2 separate regions of the Homo sapiens genome follow, and region 1 is linked to region 2. Evidence: chromatin loops called from intact Hi-C (ENCODE). Cell type or tissue: Calu3. All regions are shown on one strand. Each heading gives the region's core, and the rest is flanking DNA. Links, peaks and the distances in the headings are about the cores only.

The links. A loop is a pair of places that touch in the nucleus more often than their neighbours do. Peaks named below come from ENCODE experiments on the same cell type or tissue, not always from the same donor. Only the 100,000 strongest peaks of a DNase experiment are listed, where the experiment ranks them.
Region 1: a loop joins it to region 2, with 7 times the contacts of the local background. A loop is called at or near these places in 12 of 110 quality-filtered maps.

The regions. Positions count from the first base shown.
Region 1 is chr13:38,578,675-38,586,892 of GRCh38, reverse strand. The region is part of intron 2 of LINC00437 (long intergenic non-protein coding RNA 437); the gene reads left to right. LINC00366 (long intergenic non-protein coding RNA 366) reads right to left here. Exons shown (of 4, transcript NR_046999.1): 3 at 8,060-8,164; 4 at 7,377-7,685. Among named protein-coding and RNA genes, the nearest start is that of LINC00366, 15 kb to the right of the region's middle. In Calu3, for the core only: a CTCF peak has its summit at 4,568 (motif pointing right); a DNase peak (open chromatin) is centred at 4,532.
Region 2 is chr13:37,636,351-37,644,568 of GRCh38, reverse strand. TRPC4 (transient receptor potential cation channel subfamily C member 4) reads left to right here. Exons shown (of 11, transcript NM_016179.4): 9 at 5,270-5,311; 10 at 5,440-5,529; 11 at 6,944-8,218. The coding sequence ends at 7,666. Among named protein-coding and RNA genes, the nearest start is that of POSTN, 42 kb to the right of the region's middle. In Calu3, for the core only: no CTCF peak of the experiment used is centred there; a DNase peak (open chromatin) is centred at 3,888.

The DNA of each region.
Region 1 (8,218 bases), core at 2,642-6,641, 940 kb before region 2:
CATCGATAATTTTTATTTCCTTAAAAAGAGGATTTGATTTGTTCACAAGAGGCCCTCCTATTGCATGGGGTTTCAAACAGACTAGGTGGAAGTGGATGTCTTCTCTAGTACCAAATCCATCTGTAATTGCCTTAGGCAATGAAGGCATGAATCCTCAGTCAAATCATCCATGGCCAGAAATGCAAGTTTCATTTTGGATAATCTAAAGCCCAGCAATTTTGGCAGAGTAGAAACCATTTGAGCGTGTTTTTGAAGTTTCTTTTTTACAATTTTAGAGACTCTTCCTGAAGTACAATCAGCATGTGGTTAAAGCCAAGGAAACACAAATAAGCCATTTTCATTCTCATTCAAAACTTTTGTATAACTAAAAATATTTTATCTGGTTTGGCTCTGTGTCCCCACCCAAATCCCACCTTCAATTGTAATAATCCCCACATGTCAAGGGCCAGACCAGGTGGAGATAATTAAATCATGAGGGTGGTTTTCCCCCTACTATTCTTGTGATAGTGGGTGAGTTCTCATGAGATCTGATGGTTTTATAAAGGGCTTTCCTTTTTGCTCAACTCTCATTCTCTCTCCTGCTGCCCTGTGAAGAAGTGCCTTCCATTATGATTGTAAGTTTCCTGAGGCCTCCCCAGCCATGTGGAACTGTGAGTCAATTAAACCTTTTTTCTTTATTAAAAAAAAAAGAAATTGTATTTTCAACGATTTCTCTTTTAATCTTGTATTGCATTCTCATTGAGAAAGCTTGTAAGATGAAAACTTGAAAAGCAAATCGTCAGTGTAAATATCAGAGATATAAAATACATTTAAAGATTGGGTAATGTATTAATACATTCTCTACTGGGGATTGTTTCTGTAAATATCAGAATAAGGAAGCAATATGACATCTCAGCTATTCCAGGCATTGGAAAAGCAGCAAGATAAAAATAAAGAAGAATAGTAAATCATGTTTAGAGGCTTATAAATTTAATATCATTGATATATCACTGTTGTTCCATAGAGCTAATTTAACTGGGTAATATTGATCACTGGTGATTATACTTGTTATTCAAGACCCTAGTCTGTTTATGTTTTAAAAAGATCTCTTGAGTAAGACATCCTTAAAGATATATTAACAATAGCTACAACTTAATGTAGTTCAATATATACCAGGCACTACTGCAAGCCCTTTAATAATATTAATATATCGAATCCATTTAAGAACTGCATGCGGTAGGTATTATTATTTCTGTTTTACAAATGAGGAAACTGAAACAAAGAGAAATTAGCTTCACCGAAGTCACATATATAGAAAAATGGAGGTGCTAGGATTTTTGGAGGATTCCAAAATGGAGGACACACAGAATTTGGTTCTAGACTACAGGTTCTTAATCATTTTGTGTTTTTCCAGTAAATGGCAGTGTGGTTTAAAAAATCAGATTCAAGTTTGACAACTTGTTCAAATGAAGCTAAAATAAATTAAATGATGTATTGGTTCTAAATAGAATTTATATGAAAGCACAATAACATATTACCTTGCTGAAGTTTTACCAAACACACACACACACACACACACACACACACACACACACACACTACTCTCAATGTATGATTTTATTATAAAATATTTATTTGAGTACTACCCATTCTCGGTGATACTATACAACAGTTTTCTTTCTATTGCTTCTCATGAGAAGATACCATAGATGAGAAGTCAACCTAAAATTTACACAGCAACTCAAGTGTTTAACTCAGAAATTTAACATTCTCATGAGTTAAATTTGCACAGATGGCAGAAAAGGCCATCTGGTCACTTAAATTAAATACATCTTTTTCTACTTAAAATCATTTTTCACATACGTTGTTAATAACTCAGGACTCTCTTCTAAAGGGCTTTCCCTTCTCCTTTCTGGGGAAGGAAAAAACGTTGGGAAGCACTGTGGTAGCTGCTGTGAAGTGTCTGTGTCATCATTTCTCTTACTACTGAGATGTATCTCTCACATGGGCTTTTCTGTTGGTCTCTGTTCTGACAGCATGTGCTGCCGCTCTACTAGGACTCACATGTCCTTGGGAACTGCATCCATCACTGGTATCTTTGGTCCCATTCTTAGCCCCTTATGTTGGTCCTGACTTCCATACCTTTCTTGCCTGGACTCCACCTTCTCTCAATCGAAGGCCACTGTTATCTCTTTCTTGGCTCCTGCCGTAGCATGCAGGCAGCTCTGGATCTCTTCCCTGTCATATAGGCGGGGAACTAAGAGCAGCACCTCCAGCCCTCTCTCTACTGGCCTCTTGAAAGGATGCAACTAGGTACCTTCTAAGTGTAGTATGGGCATGGCCCCATACAAATCACCATGGGAATTTGAGTACCATATTAAAGTAGGACAGAAGAACTCCCAAGATCATTGGATATTTGTAGAAAATAGTTTTACAAGTTTGTCATTTGTCTATCTTTGCTTGTTTCGATCCCCACTCTCTCTACTATTTCATGTTTTTTCTTTATTTAAGTACACTTCTTGCCTTTCTTAGAAACATGTCATCTGTTGTATCTCAGAGTCTGTTACTAAGGTAAAATTACATGTGGATTATAACAGAAACTCTGAATCCAAGCTGCCAGTGTGCAAATCCCAGTTCCATGACAAGAATTCAATACACTTGGGTTAATTCCTTAATATCTCTGAGCCTCAGTTTCTTCATATATAAAATGAAACTAGTAATGGTTATAAGGTTGTTGTGAAGATGAAATAAGTTAATCTATTGAAGCACATTGAACAGTACCTGGCACGCTATCAAACATATCAGAAATGTTAACATCATTGAATATAATGTTCCCTCTTGTCAGAATGGTATTTTTCTTTTTTCTTTCTGTCTTTAAGATACACCTCAGTCTGTTTTTTTGTTTTTTTTAAGACAAAGTCTTGCTCTGTCACCCAGGCTGGAGTGCAGTGGTACAATCTCAGCTCATTGCAACCACCGCCACCCAGGTTCAAGTGATTCTTGTGCCTCAGCCTCCCGAGTAGAGAGGATTACAGGTGCACACCACCACGCCCTGCTAATTTTTGTATTAGTAGAGACAGGGTTTCACCATTGTGGCCAGGCTGGTCTCAAACTCCTGACCTCCAGCAATCCTCCCGCCTCTGCCTCCCATAGTGCTGGGATTACAGGCATGAGCCACTGTGCCCGGCACACCTCAGTCATTAAGATACATCTTAATCTCATATTTTTTCAGAAGACTGTCATGAATTTTACCTAAAGTTATTATGTTATGGCCCCATAAATATATAGCCCATAATATTTCTATGGTATTTGTGGTAGTTTATTCTAGTTGTTATTTTACTTATCTCCCCCATTAGGCTGACATAATTGAGAACATCATATTTATCTACATGTTTTCAGCATTCTGCACAAAGAATAGCAAATAATAGGCACCCATGAATATTTACTTAATGTATAAATGAGGTGAATTTCTCTTGCCCTCTTTCAGTTGAAAGTAGTAAGCACTCTCTTCTGTGGGGTCTACACATGCATGCTTGGAGGCATTGTCTCTGGGATGGGTAAACAATGTGCCAACAGCCGGACATAATCTGTCCTGCCCCCTCCTCCAACCTCTCCTAATCTGAGCCTTCCCCTCGCTCACTCTACCCTACCATAGTCACCTGTTCCTTGAAAATCCAGGCACTTTTCTCAGAGCCTTGGCGTTTTTTTCTTCTTCCTGCTTGAGATGCTCTTCTCTCAGGTATCTTCATGGTTTGCTCTTACATTTGACCCAGTTAGCTGCTTGAATGTCACAAAATTAGAGCGGTCTTCCCTGGCCACTTTACAGGAGATAGCACCTCTTCTCTACCCTTCCCGGAGACAACCCTCAAGTGTCATACTCTGCTTAATTATTTCTCCAGAGCATTTAACATGTCACTTGATACATTGGTTTATAGTCTATGTCCTTCCACCAGAATGTACACTTCATGATGCCAAGGATGTTGTCTGCTTTATTCATAGCTGTATCCTCAGCACTTAGAATGGTGCTCAGCAGATAGATGTTAAATGAACAGAGAGATGAAAGAATGAATGAAAAGTGAATGAATGAAACAAGACATGTAGATTGAGAGGATCTGACCATTTCTCCTATCTGAGATACCTTAGTGAGCGCCTGGCTTGCTACAGTCCTGCAGCAAGGCCTTAACTCTCCCCTGAGCACTGTGTCCTTATTCACAACTGAAATTTGAGGGCTAAACATTGGGCACATATAGACATAAAGATGGAAACAAGAGACACCTGGAAATATAAGAAGAGGGCGGAAGGGGGGTTGGGCAAGAGTTGATAAACTAACGCTGGGTACTATGCTCACAGCCTGGGTGACACATTCATTTGTACTCCAAACCTCAGCAACAGTCAATATACCTTTGCAACAAACCTGCACATGCACCCCCTGATTCTAAAATAAAAATTGAAGAAAATTATAATAAAGGAGGGACACCTTATCTCTGCTTTGTGTATCTGAGCTTGTCTTTTCCCCAGTGTCCTGTGATCTGTGGGGACACTGTGCTTCATATCTCTCCTCTAAATTTCTTTCTCCCGCCAGATGGCACTATGCTTCAATATTTAAAGCTACAGATATGGTGAACTCAGTTGTCTTTATTCTTCTCCAAGCTATGTGGACCTTTATACTTAATAAATGGGCTCCAGTTCCAAGATATGAAAATGTTAATGACATATGCTGAACTAACAGTCCTAACTGCTACTCCTGTAAAATAAAAAGCAGCCGAGCTATATTATGCTTTATGAAATATTTATAACTGCCAAACACAAAGGCAGTAAGAACATTGGTTTATACAGCAAAAGCCCAAAGAAACTCTATTTAAGTGAAGATTAATGTGGAAATGTTATCACATTCTCACACTGCAAAACTAAATTGATATAGAGGTGATAAATGTGGATAGACGTGGAATATACATATAGGCACACATTATACATTTTACCTGATAAAATATACCAGCTGAATTTGCCTAAGGAAGCTGCTAAAGTCAGATTTGATGCAAACGATTTGTGGAAGTTACCTTGTGGGGCAGCCCAACTGCTAGAACATTTCATGGAAGTTCTATATTGATGGAAGAGAAATTTGTAATTATTTCTCCTAAATAAGGAGAGAGGCCCATTAGGTGTGGGATTTTGCTGTTCTCTTTCAAATTTGAATAGATATACAGAAGGTATGTAGAAATCAACATGATTCTTTTCCTTTATTCACATATAATTGTAAATAACATGGGTAATACAATTTCCAAATCTTTTATTTACTTAAAAATGTTGTTAAAGTAGTTGGAATGGTTCCTAGATTTTAATATAATAACATATTCCACAGGCAGCAATTTGAAAATCTTTGAGAAGTTTAAAAAATATCTGGCTTACAATCATCTCATTAAGGTATAAAATCAGGGCTTCTTGGAACCTTTAAATTATATTTTATCTGATTGTTATTCTCAGATCTACAGTTTTTTAAAAGACAAGTCTCTGGTTCCTTATAGATCTCTCTATCAGCTTCCCTCCATGCACATTTGGCTCATGAATGTATGAAATACTTTGGACGTATTTCTATTAACTACTATTGCTTTCCTGGGGAAAAATACATTATAGTTCTCTTTTATTTAGATTAATGAGTTTTAGGTTAATCTGTCGTGAATCCTCTGTAAATCAGATTCTTGATAGTTAATAATATTTCATCTTTGTATATTTAAAATCAGTTCACATGTTAAGTTAAAGATGAAAAAGAGAACTAAATCAGCAATATTGTTATGACATAATGCATAAATTAATGTGCATGTATGTCTGCTTTAAGTTTAGTTTATAGAAGTTTTAAAAAATGAAAATTGGCATTTTTCTACAAAGAATGATGGATTTTTTTCACTTGTAAAAACATTTATTATTATTATTTTTTTCATTCCAACTTTTACTTTAGGATCAAGCGGTACCTGTGCAGTATTGGTACAGGGGTAAATTGCATGTCTCAGGGGTTTGGTGTACAAATAATTGTGTCATCCAGGAAATCGGCATAATACCCAATAGGTGGTTTTCAATCCTCACCATCCTCTCAGTCTCTACCTCAAATAGACCCCAGTGTCTATTGTTCCCTTCTTTGTGTCCATGTGTGATGGTCAACCTGATTGGATTAAAGGATACAAAGTATTGATCCTGGGTGTGTCTGTGAGGGTGTTGCCAAAGGAGATTAACATTTGAGTCAGTGGGCTGGGGAAGGCAGGCCCATCCCTAATCTGGTGGGCAGAATCTAATCAGCTCTCCAAGAATATAAAGGAGGCAGAAAAACCTCAAAGGCGAGACTTGCCTAGCCTCCCAGCCTACATCTTTCTCCCGTGCTGGATACTTCCTGCCCTCCAACATCGGACTCCAAGTTCTTCAGTTTTGAGACTCGGACTGACTCTCCTTGCTCCTCAGCTTGCAGACAGTAGATTGTGGGACCTCATTTTTGTGTAAGTTAATACTTAATAAACCCCTTTTCTACTTAATACTTTTCTTTCTTTCTATCTATCTATTATCTATCTATCTATCTATCATCTATCTATCTATCTATCTCCCTCTCTCTATCTCTTATTAGTTCTGTCCCTCTAGAGAACCCTGACTAACACACCATGTATACTCAGTGTTTATCTCCCACTTACAAGTGAGAACATGTGGTATTTTGTTTTCTTTTCATGTGTTAATTCGCTTAGGATTACGGCCTCAGTTCCATCCATGTTGCTGCAAAGGCCATGAAGAAAATAATGTTAATGACATTTAACCTCCCAACATGTATCTCTTCTTTTTCTTTTTCTTTGGGAAATTTTTTGTTTGTTTGTTTTTTAGAGACAGGGTCTCTCTCTGTCACCCAGGCTGAAGTGCAGTAGCACCATCATAACTCCCTGCAGCCTAGAACTCTTGGGCTCAAGTCATCCTCCTACCTCTGCCTCTGGAGTAGCTGGGACTTCAGGCATGCACCACCATGCACAGCTTTTTTTCTTTGACAGCACTTATTGTGTAAACCATGCATGCTGGCCCTTGATTATTCTATATTATCATTGCATTTTGTAGTAAGGCTTTACCCATGATATGATATGTTTGGATTTACTGACATGTCACTTTTTTTAATGCTGAGTATTTGTCTTAGTCCATTTAGTGTTGCTATAAAGGAATACCTGCAACTGGGTAATTTATAAAGGTCAGAGGTCTATTTGGCTTACGATTCTGCTGGCTAGAAGATTGGGCATTTGATGAAAGCCCCAGGCTGCTTCCATGGCATGACAGGAAGCAAGAGAGATGGGAGGTGCCAAGCTCTTTTTTAACTACCAGCTCTGGAGGGAACTAATACATCGAGAACTCACTCCCATTCATGAGGGATCCACTTCCATGACCCAAACACCTCCACGCAGGCGTCACCTCCAACACTGGGGATCAAATTTCAACATGAGGTACGAAGAAGTCAAATATCCAAACCATAACAGAATCACTATTTGTAGATTATGAAACATTCCTATTACGAATAATTAGAAAGGAGAAAACTATACATTGAGAGAGTAAAAAGAAGGTAAAGAAGATGGCAGGGGCCCAGGTGCGGTGGCTCACCTTTGTAACCCCAGCACTTTGGGAGGCTGAAGCAGGTGGACAACTTGAGGTCAGGAGTTTGAGATCAGCCTGTCCAACATGGTGAAACCCTGTCTCTAGTAAAAATACAAAAAAAAAAAAAAAAAAAATTAGCCAGCTATGGTGGTGCATGCCTGTAATCCCAACTACTCAGGAGGCTGAGGTGGGAGGATGGCTTGAATCCTGGAGGCGGAGGTTACAGTGAGCGGAGATCATGCCACAGCACTCCAGCCTGGGCGACACAATGAGACTCCATCTCAAACAACAATAACAACAATGACAACAACAACTTGATGGTAGGGAACAAGTAGAATATTTAGCAATGAAGCCTTGTGGATATTAAATAACAGAATACAGAACAGATGAGAGCTTTGGGCCCAGGCCTTAAGAATAAACGGTTGGTGTCTAGAGGAGAGAAGGAGCCGAGGAGATATATTTCAAAAAGGCTCACCCAGGCAGATTCTGACAAGAGCGGTTTGGAGAGATCATCTCTAAGCCTTTTGGCTAAGATCAAGTAAAGAGTGGTAGTTCGAATGTAGGAAATTCAGCTCCTATGCTATAAAATAGGAAACACATTGAACATATGTATAGACAATTATCCAAATAGTGG
Region 2 (8,218 bases), core at 1,656-5,655:
TGTGATATTGTACACTTGAGCTCATTCACTGAGAAATCCTTTATTCCTAACACAGGTCTACCATGCTATAATTCTACCTAAGTTATTATTTTTAGTAAAATTAAAAAACACAGTTAATGCAGATTACTCTGTCAAAGTTTAACATGCAAATGGCTTGAAAGAAAATTAAATACCCATTTTCTTAGGTATTAAAGCTAAATACCCACTTAGGTATTTTTAAATGAAATGGCTTTCATTATATTACTTTGAATCACAAATTGTTCATTTCTCCTGTTCTCGGTCATTTCCAGTGATAATTATAAGAAAAAGATATCTTCTCTTAAGGTAACAAATCCCTTTGAAGTTCAGCTGATCTTTACTCAACAAAAAAGGATATGAATGTCCTAAATATAACTGATGGTAGTTCTATTGTGTAATATTCAATGGTGTCACTAATTGCCAAAAATTATTGTGATGTTTATTGCAAAGAGTACATATATTATGAGTTGAATTGTATGCCCCTTCAAAAAAGATAGGTTGAAGTCCTAATCCCCTATACATAGATTGTGACCTTATTTGGAAATAGGATCATTGCAGACATACTTAGTTAAGGCGAGATTATACTAGAATAGGGTCCTTGTAAGAACATGGCCATGTGAAGACCGAGACCCAAGAAAAACACCATATGAGATTGCAGATGGGCACCTGCAAGCCAAAGAACTCCAAGAATTAACAGCCACCACCAGAAGCTAGGAAGTCTCATTCCCACTTGGTGCTACTGCTAAATGACTATCAATGAAATTACACTTTCATCACATGTCACTCAACTAGTCAAAATCCCCAGGTGCCTAGTAACCACTGGATTCATGTGCCATCTGAAATTCTACATTAAGAGTCCACGCTAATTTCCCACTACAATCTAATCTGTATATTCCCAGTAGCAAAGACTTTGCAACTATCCTGCCAGAAGTCTCCATAATGTGCCTCTCACTTTCTAACCCTAGCATATTTGCTCATCCTACTCCAATCATCTAGAACACCTGTGCACCTCCCCTTGTCCTAATCCTGTGATTCCTTCATGACCCATCTAATACTGCATTCTCTATAAGAGGGCTGTTACGGCTTCTTTCCTTCACACAGTATTACCTCCTTCTCCCCTGTACTCAAATATCACACTTACAGCACTTCCCGTGTTTTCTTTTGTATTTGCCTTCATGTGTAGTCTTTCATGATCTTGGCAATCCACCTTTTGGACTATCAGCCATTTAAGGGCAAAAGTGTGCTTTATTCATCTCTGGTTTCTTGCACTCCACTGCCATACACATGTAGTCATTTAATAAATATACCTTAAATTAGCCCTACAAGTTAAGAGAGTTCTAATTCCAAAATGGAGCCTTGAGACAAGCTGGCTTTACTCCCTGCCATGGAAAACCAAACCCAAATATACAGTGCCAGGATTATCACCAGAAATATCCCAGGACTCAGATAGGAGGCAAAGCCCATCTAGGGGTCACAGAGAAATGAAAAACTCCTAGCACATGGTAAAAGAATCGTATTTCTGGCCAGGCACTGTGGCTCACACCTGTAATCTCAGCACTTTGGGAGATTGAGGCAGGCAGATCTCAAGGTCAGGAGTTCGAGATCAGCCTGACCAACATGGTGAAACCCCCGTCTCTATTAAAAATACAAAAGTTAGCCAGGCGTGGTGCCATGCACCTGTAATCCTAGCTACTCAGGAGGCTGAGGCAGGGGAATGGCTTGAATCTGGGAGACAGAGGTTGCAGTGTGCCGAGATCATTGCACTCCACACTGGTGACAGAGTGAGATTCTATCTCAAAAAAAAAAAAAAAAAAGAAAAAGAAAGAATCATATTTCCATATCCAGGATGCCCTTCTCTTCAATCTGCCTGGCACCAAGAGTGTAAATAATTTCTCCCAACTCAAGGTTCCTACACTGAAAAAACTGAGATCTGAGGTAGACAACCAGCTTTCCCAATATCTTGCATTCCCTAGAAGTAGGCTTCTCCTTGCCTCAACCCATGAAAATCATCCTGAGTCCCTGAAGAGAAATATCCCTGAGCTCAGCCAGAGACAAAGGCAAAGATGGAACTCCCATCCCCAGGCCTGGAGACTCTGCTCTGTAACTCGACCAAATGAGATGCCAAATCAGAGTGGCTTCTCAGTAGCGACATGTTGTAGGAGGTACATTCCACAGCTCCACTAGGCTGGAACCCCTAGCCAGCCTTCTCTTTTGCTATGACCTCTGAATTTTCCTCAGAGTTTCTATATCAACGCTCACATATGGCTGTCTCATTAGGGTCATAGCAAAAATTCAATGTCATGCCGAAAAGTTCATAAAACTTTTGGGCTCCTCCAAAGATGACTGCCTACAGAGTCTGGGTCACATCTATCCAAATTTACCAGAAGTATTCTCTTACTCTATCACTTACATGCAAGTTTCCTACCTCTAAACCTCTCTACTGCCAAAGCTGAAGGCATCTAACGATTTAGCTGAAGGAAATGCTCCACAAGCATGAATTACCATCAAAATCATGCAAAGGGACACAGTTAAATGTAAGTATATTATTTTACTTTCTCAGAGGTAATCATAATATGTGTCCTACTATGCACAAGCTTTGAGAATCAGATTTTTAAAAGGCTATTAAGTCACATTATCAATCAAAAAGGAAAAAAATGCAAAGAGGACAAGAACTAACATTAGTTAGCAACAGATGCCATAAATCTCTTAGCTCATTTAATCTTCAGAATTACCCATGGAGTTTATCTTCACCCTGCAAAATAAAAAATCAGGGAAGAGGTAGGGTGTCAGAGTTAAACTCCCTGACTAGGCACAGTCAGCTTCAAACCCAGGTGTAACCCCTGGGACCATATTCTTAATATCACACCACACTTTCTCCTAGAAAGTAGGAACTGGAAGGGCATAATGGTGATCACTAAACAGCCTATTCTGTCATGCTAATCAGGGAAACAGAGATTAAACAGATGAGAGCTCTATCAGCCGCATAATTTAGCATTAATTATTTGGTGAGCGCACTGCATTCATTTTGAGTTTTAGGTTCAGAAGACAGTTAACCTCATCCATTCTTTTTTTCTAGCTAGAATGTTGAAGTTCATTGCCTGATAAAATTTTGTGAAACTAAAAAATAGTTTTGTGGTATTACCACATAATTGTGGAATATAATTGGTTGGCAAAAACAATGAATCGCATTAACTTAGTCTTAAACCTGGACTATATAAACTGAATAACGCCTGAAAGGTACCATAGTGAACATTTTTAGTGTTCCTCTCTCTTTTTGACAATCCATTTTGATTTTTTAAGTTTTTTCCCAAGAAAATTAACCTAGAATTACCATTTAAAATGTAGTCTTTGACCTTTTTATATTTGTATTAAAATTTTTTGACGTTGGATGAGTAAGATTCTACTGAAGGAAAGACAGTTTGTACTCATTTTAATACTAAAATGTATCATGATAATTTTCACTTATTACTCATAATTTTCTGATTCTGTCATCCTCAATTGTAGTTTGATGTTAAAGAAATTTAAAGTTAAATCCTGACTTCTAATTGCTCTCTGTTGAAAATTTCCTCATTGGATTTTAGAAGGATAGGATTCTAAAACACAGTAGTGAAATGTTATAGAATCCCAAAACAATAAAAATTAAGTAGACTAAATTCTTTCTATATTAAATTAAGAGTTTCTAGCTACTTAAATAATGAAAATCAGATCTCTGTTATAATATTTATGGTGAGAATGTTAAAGAAATTGATGTACGACTCACTTTAGTATTTTAGTTTAAGTAAATTTAAGGAGATCTAGAAGACTGTGTGTTTCCTTTTAGAAGTGCAGTTTGTCTTAGGTTTCAGCTGAGCTATGTCTCAATATGAGTCAGACACCTCCATCTGGTGGCCCAGCCGTAAAATTCCCATGCCATACTTTTTCAAGCTGCTCTCTACATTTGTGTTGTTTCAAATTTCTGAGTTTTTAAATTAATAACTTAATCCTATTTTAAATGTTTTTCTCAAAATGTATTTCTCATGCAAAAGTGAATGATAGTCAAAATAATTAGTGACCTTTAGGAACCTAAGCATTGTCTCATCTGTTTCTACAAGTCACTACTAATCATGAAAGACAGATGCATCCTTATGGCCAGTGAAAATAGCATTTTCTTCTATTTCTCTGAAGAGAAGAAAAGAGTTTCTTTTAAATTGTTTAATATTTAAATTATCATTTCACAGTGATGTAGGCACAGCTCTTTTCAATATTCTGTTTTATCAGCCTATGATTATTTATTAAGGAACAAGAGCAAAAGCCTCATTTTAAAACCAAGGTATATCATCCCTTTTGCTTTCTCACAATTTACCAAATTAATTCTTTTATTATAGAGATATTTTTATTTTATATTATTTTGCCCAATATTCTTCCTGAAGAATCAGTGCTGATGTTTATTCAACATACATAAAATTGGGATTATGTAGGGTTTTTTTCTAATATCTTTAGAATACTTGAGAATCTGCAAATATATAACTTTAATGTCATTTATTATTTCACTCAACTCATAATGGGATTTTTTCAATCATTAAACAATCCATCTCTCTATTCTACAATCCCAAATCACTGCCCTGTGCTTACCCCACCTCTGCTCTCAAACCATTCTGATGCCTTCAAAATATGAGCTGGGACTCACATTTAATTTTTTAAATGAGTTAATAAATGCTGTGTTTCAACAGAATCCTTTATTTATTTATTCCGTTAAATCCAGCCATCTATTTAAACAGGAATCTCCTCTTACTGTATATATGATTGATATTATATATATATATATATGATTGGAGAGTTCAGTGACTAATGAGGCTTCTGATTACCTGGTACATAACATAACTAACTTCTTAATCTTGCCATGTTAATATTTATGAAAACTTTTAAATTTTTATTTGATATGTCCTATCTCTTTCTCTTAGCATCATTCCGTCAATGTTGAGTGCATATTAACTGTAATTAACTAATTTTCCTTCATCCTGTGTCCTGTATGAGAACAACAGTTCTGTCATTGTTAACTTATTCTGTGTTTCAAATGTCATATAGATTATACACTCTTGTTCACTCATTCTTTTGATTCATGTGCAGCACTCTTTAGCCATTGTCCATTGACTAGTAAAACTCCCACTTTGAAGAAATAAGAATAAAAACATTATCGATTAAAAAAATAAATTATTTTTTAGAATAGTAATATAACAGTATAACCAGAAAGGAATGTCCTTTTCCTTTTCAGAGGCGAGCTGCTGATAACTTGAGAAGACATCACCAATACCAAGTAAGTTGTCCTTGTACTATGTCTTGAAATTTTCACTAAAATAAAATGCAGTCCCCCCTTCAGAACTGACTCAGGAGGAAATTTATTTACTCATTGAGTATCAATACTCTTGTTCTAAAATGCCTCAGGAAGTTATGAGGAACCTGGTGAAGCGATACGTTGCTGCAATGATTAGAGATGCTAAAACTGAAGAAGGCCTGACCGAAGAGAACTTTAAGGTAACCATTTTCATCTTCATCACAAGAGGCAGATTGTGCAGAATATGGATCCAGATAGAGCACATTTAAAATCAGAGCTGGAAATGCAGCTGTGTGTTCCAGCAAGCCTGTGTGGCTTCTGATTTTTCAGCTGAAACCCTACAGAACTGTAAAAAGAAAAGAAAAGCAAGTGGTGAAATTTCTTCTCAAAATAAATTGTTTTCAAACATACAGAGAAAAGCCTAGTGCTTAATGGCATTCTGACTTACCTGATCCCAGAGTGAGCTTCTGTTTCTGAAATTTCAGCCTGATTTTTAAATCCGAAACATTTACTAACTAACACACTGACAACAAAAACTTTGTGTGTTCTGAAAAACTTTGATAGCAGTGAATTTAAGGTTTGCATTTAATTGTAACTAATACACTTATAAACTTTCTCCTTGATAGTTTTTAAATTGTGTAAGAGGAAATAAGTAAAATGTGTGAAATATTATATGCTTGAATCACATGTTTAAAATAATTTAGTTTAAAATTATTGAGTGATTGTTTAGAGATTTTGGAAGAATGATTAAGGTCAATAAGATCTTACAGGCCAAAACAAACAAACAAATTTAAAAAAATCTATAGGAGATATTTAACATAGAAAATAGCAGGTTTGAACATGAGAATGAAGTAGTGAATTAGGTAAGAAGATAGAGAAATTACAAAACTTAAAGTGCAGGTGGAAAACTAGCTAGAAGCCCAGATTTTCTTCACAGCCATAAAGTTCAAATTGTAATATTAAATGATTCATGTTGCTTTAGGAGATAGGTTGGGGCAGGAAGCCACCAAGAAGGTTGCCATCAGGGTAAGAGTGAGAATTCAGTTGTCCCAAAAGACAAGGGAAAAGGATGAGTCTAAGAAATGCTGTTAGATCCGAAGAAATTCCCAGGATGTAGAGGCTGACCCAGATGTAGGGGGAAGGTCCTCTTTAAGACAGTAAACAACTGCAAGTAACTACCAACTCTTAAATTAGTCTCCACTTAATTTTCAGACATCCCTTTGGACAGAAAAATGGGCCAATATTAAAAATCTTATAAAATACACCCCAGAGACAGTGAGGTAACTTGGCAGCAGATGAATAATTTGGAGAGAAACTGTAGTCCCAGGGAAACCCAATATACTCAGCTGCACGTTGGTGGCAAAGATAACTCACGTTTCTTTTTGCATCAGCCTTAGGAAGTGTCCTTCCCAATTCCAATAAGGAAATTAGTCGACATCAAAATGACATCAAGTATCCGTGAGAGAACTGGGAATTCTAAATAGAACCACAGTAGAGTAGAATCCTTGTTTTTAAAAAGGAGTGAAAACATTTCTGACCCATATATGAGACGAGAAAATGATGTTTCCAAATGTTTAAGTCATAACCGAATTTTTCATTTTAAATTCTACGTAGGAACTAAAGCAAGACATTTCTAGTTTCCGCTTTGAAGTCCTGGGATTACTAAGAGGAAGCAAACTTTCCACAATACAATCTGCGAATGCCTCGAAGGAGTCTTCAAATTCGGCAGACTCAGATGAAAAGAGTGATAGCGAAGGTAATAGCAAGGACAAGAAAAAGAATTTCAGCCTTTTTGATTTAACCACCCTGATTCATCCGAGATCAGCAGCAATTGCCTCTGAAAGACATAACATAAGCAATGGCTCTGCCCTGGTGGTTCAGGAGCCGCCCAGGGAGAAGCAGAGAAAAGTGAATTTTGTGACCGATATCAAAAACTTTGGGTTATTTCATAGACGATCAAAACAAAATGCTGCTGAGCAAAATGCAAACCAAATCTTCTCTGTTTCAGAAGAAGTTGCTCGTCAACAGGCTGCAGGACCACTTGAGAGAAATATTCAACTGGAATCTCGAGGATTAGCTTCACGGGGTGACCTGAGCATTCCCGGTCTCAGTGAACAATGTGTGTTAGTAGACCATAGAGAAAGGAATACGGACACACTGGGGTTACAGGTAGGAAAGAGAGTGTGTCCATTCAAGTCAGAGAAGGTGGTGGTGGAGGACACGGTTCCTATAATACCAAAGGAGAAACATGCAAAAGAAGAGGACTCTAGTATAGACTATGATCTAAACCTCCCAGACACAGTCACCCACGAAGATTACGTGACCACAAGATTGTGATACTTGAAGGAGGAAGCGTTTACCATACACATACGTATTTTCCGTAGTGCTCTGGGTGGGGGAAAATGTTTAAATTGTATTAGCAAATGCTAACTTACACTTTATAGCGTTTATCAGCTGTGGCATATTACCTGTAACATGTTTAAATAAGGCAAAGGCAATCAAAAACCTTTTTGTTTTGTAGCCTGCTTTTGCTTTCACAATTTGTCTTACAATTGTTTTTGTTAATAAATAAATGCACCTTGTATTCTTGTACTGTTGCAATAACCCACAGAAACATTTTAGCTATCTTTTTCAATTAAAACAAATGCAATTTATTTCATGTGGTAGTTGACTCCTAAAATAGATATTTTTATATTCAAAAACCAATGTGGCTGAAATATTATAGCTTTTCATAATTTTTTAGGGTCTTTAGAGAGGGTTACTCACCAAGGACTTTTCACCTAGTCCTACAGTTTGGCTTTAAAACACAAATATTACCAAATTATTTCTTAACGACATGTAAATAATTATTGTACACAAAGCAAACAAGTCTTCTTCTCATGGAGTCAT